Linked DNA regions of Homo sapiens: region 1 is linked to region 2. The links are chromatin contacts, found by Hi-C in ENCODE. All regions are on one chromosome and are shown on one strand. Each heading gives the region's core, a stretch centred on a gene start or an enhancer-like site at or near the end of the contact. The rest is flanking DNA. Distances are from core to core; before and after follow the strand shown.

Region 1 (4,617 bases), core at 1,871-4,370, 780 kb before region 2:
GCAAGCAAGTTCCTATAGGAAGAAAATAACAAGGTTAGGGCATTTCTGGGTAATTCAAGAAACACCAGAACAGCAGAACCACTCTAATAAAAACAAGTCAGCTTTCCTCTGAGAACCACGTACTTTAATTCTTCAGACTTGATTTTCATACAGACACAGAATTACGCGGCAGGAGAAAGACCTTAAGCCAGAAATAAACTTTTTGTTGGCCAGGTGCAGTGGCTCACGCCTGTAATCCCAGCACTTTGGGAGGCCGAGGTGGGCAGATCACGAGGTCAGGAGATCGAGACCATCCTGGTTAACATGGTGAAACCCCGTCTCTACTAAAAATACAAAAAATTAGCCCAGCATGGTGGCAGGCACCTGTAGTCCCAGCTACTCGGGAGGCTGAGGCAGGAGAATGACATGAACCTGGGAGGCGGAGCTTGCAGTGAGCTGAGATCGTGCCACTGCACTCCAGCCTGGGTGACAGAGCAAGACTCCGTCTCAAAATCAAACACACAAACAAAAAACCTTTTTGTTATTCAACTAATTCTATAATTTAGAGTAAGAAAATGTGTTATGTCATAACAAAGGGTATCAGAAAAAGTAAGCTTTGAAGTCAGACTAAACTGAATTGAAACTCTGGCTCAACCATTCATTAGCCACATGACACTGGACCAGTATATTAACCTCTGAGCCTCAGTTTCCTACATTTAACAAGGGCACACTGCCCCATGTTCTACAAGGTTGTTATACAAATTAAAATTTCAAGTACACAATTAGTGTTAAAGAGTAACAGCTGCTTTAGTACGTAACCCCTAGCTTAAATTATGTACAAGGTAAATCTGTATTACCTATTTATAATGAGTATTCACATATCATAAAAAGAAAGTTACTCATGAGATGATCACAAGGTCTTCTCTCCAAAGAACATGTAAACAAAAGTTCCAAATAACACAAATAAATCCCAACTAGTAGTATTAACACAAAATAAAATTTTGGAATGCACTGTATCAATGCATTCATTAAAAACAAATGGCTTCCAGGACTTACTAGAAAGTACAAGATGAGCCTGCAGCATCTTGCTGGACTAGAAAGAAAGTTCTCAAAGAAATACTGGGACGTGTCTAAAAGAAACAGTAGCCAGCCTGAATAGGCTCCCACTGACTCAATCTGGAACAATTTACTCATCCAAATAATGAGAACAATGGATTATAACTCACTGAATAAAAGAGAAATCCACTAGCCCATATAGGTACAAATAAACAAACATAGAAATTAATGGAGGAGGAGGAAAGCTCTTGGGAAGTCACCTAGTAAGGAGAGACCAATGGAGCTAGGAAATGATCAACAGATGCTTACACCAGTGGGGAAAGCTCAATGAGGAATGGATTTTTACACAGTTTGAAAGTGTCTCCTACAAATTCCTTATTAATTACATGAAGCAAAATAGTTAATCTTATGCCGGAGAAACCTGAGGGACACACCTCAGCCAAGTGATCAAAGCTAACATCACCAGCGAGGAGTGGTGGCTCACACCTATAATCTCAGCACTTTAGGAGGCCAAGAGTTTGAGACTCACCTGAGCAAGGTAGTGAGACTCTGTCTCTACACATAATCTTTTTAAATTAGCCAGGTACGGTGGCATGTATCAGCAGCCCTAGCTACTGGGGAGGCTAAGGCGATATCATTGGAACCCAGGAGTTCAAGGTTACAGTGAGCTATGATTACACCACCAGTCTGAGTGACAGAGCAAGACACTTGTCTCTATTTTTTAAAAAGCCAGGACAGATGGCACAGGACATCTGATCTGATGCATGGGGAACAACACACCAAGTCAATGGCGCTGATGCCCAAGAATGCATGACCTGAATCCAATCATGAAGAGAAGCAGACACACCCAGACTGAGACAATTTATACAATAATGGACCTATAAGCTCTCAAAATGTCAATGTCATGAAAACAAAGAAAGGCTGAGGAACTGTTTCAGATTAAAAGGACATGAAAGAGGGCCAGGTGCAGTGGCTCATGCCTGTAATCCCAGCTACTCGGGAGGCTGAGGCAGGAGAATCGCTTGAACCCAGGAGGCGGAGGTTGTAGTGAGCCAAGATCACACCATTGCACTCCAGCCTGGGGGCGACAGAGTGAGACTCTATCGCCAAAAAAAAAAAAGATTATTGGGACAATTGATGAAGTATGGTTACAGACTGTGGATTTGACAACAACATTGGATTAATGCTAAGTGACCTCATTTTGACAACTGTTCTGTGGTTACATAAGGGAATGCCCTTGTTCTTAGGAAATATGCTGATATATTTAAGGGTAAACAGACATGGTATCTCAAACTTACTCTTCTAATGGCACAGGAAAAAATATGCATATATACTATCACACGTAAAGAGAAGTAGAACAAATGGAGCCAAATGCACACAGTTGGTAAATCTGGTAAAGAATATATTGGAGTTCCGGGGGTTTTCTGCAGTTTTTTAGTAAATTTGAAATTTTATCAAAATAAAGTTACAGAAACTTTCAAAAAAATAAAACAAATAGTTTCACTGTTTCCTTCCTTTTCTGTTGTGGTTATAATCATTTCGGAAATAGTTTCATAGCCCAAGGTAATTTCTATTTATAAGAAATGGACTTTCACTATGATCGTGCCACTGCACTCCAGCCTGGGCGACAGAGCAAGACCTTGTTTCAAAAAAAGAAAGAAAAAGAAAATGAACTTTGAATTGTCTGAGATTCAATCCGTTTAACATCTAAGATTTCGCCATCAGTGAAGGACTTAGGCAATTAAACCAGGTTAAAACTTCAGGCAGTAGAAGACACTAAGAACCTGGCATCCAGAACTTGGGTTCACTAAGGGTATACATTTTGCTGAAGAGGCGTTGTCTGTCTCTGGGAAACTGCAGTCAGGAAGGGGAAGGCACCAGGATCCGGGACAGGCCTCTCTACTCTGGAGGGACAGGAGCTGCAGAGGGTGTAAGGAATGGACGGGAGAATTGCACAGAAGCCGCGGAGTGTGGGGATGTGCAGAAAGGAGAAGTCTGGGTGAGTGGCTCCCAGATTCGTGGTCTGGAAGGTTGAGCACAAGCTGGAGTGTTATTCACTGAAACGGGCTGGCAGGAGGACGACTAAGAGGAACAGAAACCTTGGTTTTTCAGGTCTCGGCTAACACTATTATTAGTCTGTACAAAGGTAGTGCAGATAAAAATTAATGTCAAAAATCAAAGTTGTGGCTGGGCACGGTGGCTCACACCTGTAATCCCAGTACTTTGGGAGGCCGAGGTGGGTGGATTGCCTGAGCCCAGGAGTTCGAGACCACATGGGCAACATGGCGAAACCTGTCTCTACTAAAAATACAAAAATTAGCCAGGCGTGGTGGCGCACGCCTGTAATCCCAGCTACTCAGGAGGCTGAGGCACAAAGAATCGCTTGAACCTGGGAGACGGAGGTTGCAGTGAGCCGAGATCACACCACTGCACTCCAAGCCTGGGTGACACAGTGAGACTCAGTCTCAAACAAAATCAAAGTTGCATGATTATTTTTAACATAAGAGCTTAGGCTCATATGATAGGCCATGACTTTTGAAAAGCTCATAAAAAGCATGTTGATATATTTTTTTGTGGGTTAGAGGCTGAAGTGCGACCCCAAAACAAGTCACTACAAGTGAAAAGGTGCTGTAGCCTGGGGTCTGGGCTGAAAGGACATCCTCCTTTCTGGTGGGGCAAGCCATCGGGAGTCCTGGCGTAGCTGTGGCCGGGCCCGGGAGGCCAAGGGGGAGCCAAGGAGCTGCACCTACTTGTCACATGACCAAACATCACTCTCAGGTCACGTGCAGTGAGAGAACACAGCTGGGCAGGAGCGAGCCTGGGCACTGCAGAGCCCATCTGCTCTGTCCCTTCAACATCTGTGCTGTCTGCCCGACAGGGAGACCACACTGGTGCTGCTGCTCCGGAGTCCAGCAGTCCCTCAGCTGCTGCTTCATGGGCTGTGTGGCCCGGTGAGTCAGCCCACCCTTTGACCTTCAGATGCTGAGCACACAATGGCCATAGCCACCATCTCTGACACTCACAGGAGACAGAACAGAGGGGCTGCTGGCTCCAAGCTTCCTCTTTTCACTATTTCAAATGCACCTGTCCCACCCCCGACATGGGAAGTCCTCGCACTTGCCCTCGGGGCATTCTGCAGAGCCCTCCCGGACCAGCTGCCGGGCCTGGGCTCCCCTGCTTCTGTTTCCAGGGCACAGGGCATTCCCTCCATTCTGTACCTATGTGATGGATCCATACCCTCTCCTCTCCACATGCCTTCACCTTCGGTGGGGTCTCCCAGAGGGCAGGGTAGAGTCACCTCTGCATCCCCAGGATCTACCCAGCATGCAGTAGGTTCTACACACGTCTGCTGGCAAATGGAGCAGCCACCGTGTGTGTGTGTGTGCAGGGGAGGCAAGTATAGGGCGATGAGGAGGCAGGACTGACATGCAAGGCACAGGGGTCAGGTAACGGGAGTGCAACCCAGACGAATCAAGGCCCGAGACTGAGAACTCAACAGAGGTAACCTCTCAGCAGGAAGGAGTCCCTCTGAAAAGAAGGGGTAATGGGCAGTGGGGGGCTGGGAGAGAGCAGGCAAGGAGT
Region 2 (4,363 bases), core at 1,298-3,797:
GAAGGTGGTTTGAAAACCAAGTCCCAGCACCCTGAGTACTGAAGTTTCTGTTCCATTTTACTTTCTTTTTTAAATTTATTTATTTATTTATTTATTTATTTATTGAGACAGAGTCTTGCTCTGTCACCCAGGCTGGAGTGCAATGGCATGATCTTGGCTCACTGTAACCTCTGCCTCCCAGGTTCAAGCGACTCTCCTGCCTCGGCCTCCCAAGTAGTTGGTATTACAGGCACCCGCCACCAAGCCCGGCTAATTTTTGTATTTTTAGTACAGACGGAGTTTCACCATGTTGGCCAGACTGGTCTCAAACTCCTGACCTCAGGTGATGCGCCTGCCTCAGCCTCCCAAAGTGCTGGAATTACAGGCGTGAGCCACTGCACCTGGCCCTGTTCCATTTTAGACATCAGCCAGCACCCCTTCGCAGGGCACCTGTATCTGTGTGTCTAGATATCTGTGGTATTGTTATCTGCCTGTATCATGTTTAGCTCTTTGTTCTGTCTCAACCTTCAAGAGTCCTTGTATTACTAAGATGGGACCTGGGAACCTGGAGCCTCCAGGACCATCACTGGCTGAGCTGAGCTGAGCTGAGCGGGAGGAAGGGCTGCCTTGGGAGCTGGCACTGGCCTGACCTCCAAGTCTCTGTGAGCAGACCTTGAGGGACCTGTGCCTTCCTAGGCATCTCCAGGTCATATCTGCTCCCTTCTTCCTCGGGATGGCTGTGGAGTTATAGGAAGTGTTTGGGGAAAGGAGCAGTTGTATCTAGAAACGGTGATATGTTTCCGAAACTCACACTGTCACTCCACTGCTCCAGGGGCTCCCCGCTGGCCCAGGATAAAGCACAGACTCCTTGTCATCACACATGTGGCCTTATCTCCTGATGCTCCTGCTGTTACCTACTGTCTCAGACCATTTGGCTGCCATAGCAGAAATACCATAGACAGAGGGGCTGAAACAACAGAAGCTTATTTCTCACCGTTCTGGAGGCTGGAAGTCTGAGATCATGGTGCCAGACAACTTGGTTCATGGTGAGGCCCCTCTTCCTGGTTCGCAGGAGGCTGCCTTCTTACTGTGCCCTCGCATGGTGGAGAGAGAAAGGAAATAAGCTCTCTTGTGTCCCCCTCCTTTTTTTCTTTTCTTTTCTTTCTTTCTTTCTTTCTTTTTTTTTTTTTTTTCTGAGACAGGGTCTCGCTCTGTTACCCAGGCTGGAGTGCAGTGGTGTAATCACTGTTCATTGCAGCTTTGAGCTCCCGGGCTCAAGTGATCCTCCCACCTCAGCCTCCCAAGTAGCTGGGACTACAAATATGCACCACCACACCTGACTAATTTTTTTAATTTTGTAGAGATGAGGTCTCATTATGTTGCCCAAGCTGGTCTTGAACTGAGCTCAAGCAATCCACCTTCCCCGGCCTCCCAAAGAGCTGGGATTACAGGTGTGAGCCACCGAGCCTGGTTTCCTGTCCCTTCTTATAAGGTCACTAATCTCATCATGAGGGCTTCACCCTGATGACCTAATTACCCACCATAGGGTTTCAATGTATCAATTTGGGGGGACATAAACATTCACTCCATAACACTGTCCCTTACCTTATTGAATCGTCTGCTTTCCCTGAACTTGCCCAGACCCCTCCTCCTCCTGTCTGCACAGGCTCATCTCCTTGGGCATCACCCATCCTCCCAAGGCCAGGGCGGGTCCCTCCCTGTACATCTGTCTGTCACAGCCATGGTCACAGTGTGTGACTGATGCCATTCACAGTCTTCTTCCCCGCTGGCTAGAGCTCTGTGAGGGAAGGGGCTGTGTGAGATTCATGTTTGAGGCTCAGCACAGGGTCTGGCATGGAACAGGCACTAGGATGCTGTTGAATGAATGAATGAATGAATGGAGCTTGCGTTGCTGCTGCTCTCCCTCTCTGATGCCAATTGACTTTTCTTTGACCCCTGCTCCTCCATCTGCATATCCTGATTTCACCCCTTCCACAGCCCACTTTGGATGTCCCTTCCCTCACCACGCTGGCACCCATAGGCCCTGGTCTCCCAGTTATCACCTGGGCTTGTTACAGTGTCTCCTTTGCTTGGCTAGGAGCTCCTCAAGGGATGGGGGAGCCACTGAGACATTGAGGGACTCTGCAAATGTCTGCACCTGAGAAGGACTTCCTTCTGTACTGAGCTGGTGGTAACCTGATAGTGACCTGGTAGTAACCTGGCAGTAAGCTCATCTTGGTTTATGTACTCCAGGCCTGTAATTAGTGTTACTCTTCGAGCCCCTGGTCTCTTCCTCTCTCAGCATGACCCTCCCCTCCACCCTTTCTGGAACTGCTTTCTTGAGAGGAAGCCTAAGAAATGTGAACTGCGTCCACCAGCACATCTCACAAAGCCTTGTGCACACAGGAGGTGTTTGGTAGGTGTCTGTCAAGGAGCGCCCTGTTCAGCATCTAGTCATATCAAGCCCACACGGGGTGGTGAGTATAGAAAGGATGTAGAAACCACAAAAAGAAGTTGCCCTTTGCTTGGAAGTCACTGACTACCCCTTCTTGTTCTTGGTGGTGTGGTTACTTGCTAGTCTCTTGACTCATTTCAGCAGAGGTGAGACAGAAACGACCTGATGGCTGGGGCCTTTTCTGGGACTTCTTAAGGGGTCTTTGCACGTTAATAAAGGGGAGATTCCAAAATGATGCAATGAGTTGGCCAAGAGCCAGCAAGTAGCAGTTGAAAAAGAAAAAGTTTTTATACTAAGCTTGGGACTTGAGCAGCTAGACTCCTCCCTGCTCAATGTGCCATGGCCCTCTGAGAACAAAGCACGTTGACAGAAAATTAAATGTCACTGAATTAGCTGCAACATCCACTTGCTACAACCTCCACCCCCACTTGCTAATTGGGTCATGTTGGTCAAAGTACTTCACCCCTTCCTGCTGGTCCATTAAAATGGGGGTACTAAGAATACCCTTGTCACAGGGCTGCAGAATACTAGGTAATTTGGACAGTTTGAAACAGTTCCTGCTACACAGTGAGAGCTATATAAATGGTGACTTATTACTTGGTGCATGTTTGTTGAATTGTAGTAAATTATCTGATGGGAGAGGGGTGTCTGTGTTGTTATGGTGCTTAATTCTTCTTGTAGCACAGGTATCGGTCCCCATTGCCTATCCTCACCTCCAAGTTTCTCTCCTGTTCAGCAGCTGATAAGATTTTATAGTGAAAATCTCAATAAGAAAGAAGACTTCACGTGCACAGAATGTTCTAAAGGAAGCTTCATTATGTTCTCTTGAATGTTGATAAACAACTCTCATTTCTATTTGATGAGAATTTTTTGTGGGTTCTGAATGTTACGAGTAGCAATTTTATCAGAAATTATTTCTGTTTGTGGGTATGTTTGGTGGGGAATTGAAGTTGGTGGTTTTCTGATATTGGAAGCATTTCATGAACTGGGGTATTTCAAAACTGCTGTTTATGAAAGTGTTGGGGCTAATTCAGTGGCACTTAATTTTCTGTCAATATGCTTTGTTCTAAGAGGGTCATGGCTTGTTGTGCAGGAAGGAGCCTGCTGTTTATCCCTGCAAATGTTCTTGCATGGCTTCTAAGAGGATGTCAGGCATGCTGCTGGTCCTAGGGATAGAAAACAAAACAGACACAGTTCTTTGGGCAGCTGGGAACTGGTCTTAGATTCAGAGAGACCTGGGTTCAAGTCCTGACTCTGTCATTTACAAGCTATGGATTTTAAGAAAGTGACTTCACCTCTTTGAGCCTCAGTTTCCTTATCTGTCATATGGGGATAATATTGCTACCTGTTTTACAAGGAGGCTTTGAGGATGGATTGAGATGAGGTGTACCCAGCATACTACCTGGCATAGAATAGTCTCTTCTTTTGAGTGGCAGCTCTTGGTTTAGCTGTTGCTTTTGGTCTGGGGGCAGGAGTGATACCCCAAGAGACCCATGCAGCCTGACTCAGGGCCACTGCTGGGCCACTTCCCTTCCCTTGTTCTCTGCCTGGTGCAATGAGCAGGGTCACCTTTTGCAGAGGAGGTAGGTTTGTGTCAGGGCAATGGGCTTGGTTTCCTGTGGGTTTGTGGCTTTGTAGGGTTGTCCCTTGACGGTGCCTGTAGGGGGTGTCAGGAAGGTAGAGGAAGGAGGTGGTGGTGGATGGGGCAGGGTCTCCCTGTGTGGGGCTCAGCCTTCCTGTCCTGTTCCATCCAGTCTGCCTCTTGGCTGTTGCATTTACTGAGTACTCACCTGAGCAGGTGCTTTAGGTTCCTCTTTAAGCCTCTCAACCACCATGCAAGATGGTAGGAGGAAACCAAGACCCCACGAGGTTAAGCAGTCATTTAGGGGTTAGAGTTAGTGAATCTGGGGCTTTGAGATGAGAATCTCA

The links. Hi-C counts contacts between places; a loop is a spot of excess contacts on that map. Pooled maps may share reads with other maps.
Region 1: a loop to region 2 is called in a map with no recorded cell type, with 7 times the contacts of the local background. The contact joins two enhancer-like sites. A Hi-C loop is called at or near these places in 2 of 37 single-sample maps with no recorded cell type and 2 of 50 pooled maps.

What each region holds. Positions count from the first base shown.
Region 1 is chr4:6,962,699-6,967,315 of GRCh38, reverse strand. TBC1D14 (TBC1 domain family member 14) reads right to left here. Exons shown (of 14, transcript NM_020773.3): 3 at 1-12. Among named protein-coding and RNA genes, the nearest start is that of TBC1D14, 55 kb to the right of the region's middle. RefSeq lists an enhancer at 2,862-3,101. Within about 2 kb of position 3,120, at least 9 of the 41 ENCODE cell types and tissues checked have a DNase peak (open chromatin) inside an H3K27ac peak, as active enhancers do.
Region 2 is chr4:6,179,220-6,183,582 of GRCh38, reverse strand. All of the region lies in intron 1 of JAKMIP1 (janus kinase and microtubule interacting protein 1), which reads left to right. Among named protein-coding and RNA genes, the nearest start is that of JAKMIP1, 19 kb to the left of the region's middle. RefSeq lists an enhancer at 2,515-2,804. Within about 2 kb of position 2,547, at least 5 of the 41 ENCODE cell types and tissues checked have a DNase peak (open chromatin) inside an H3K27ac peak, as active enhancers do.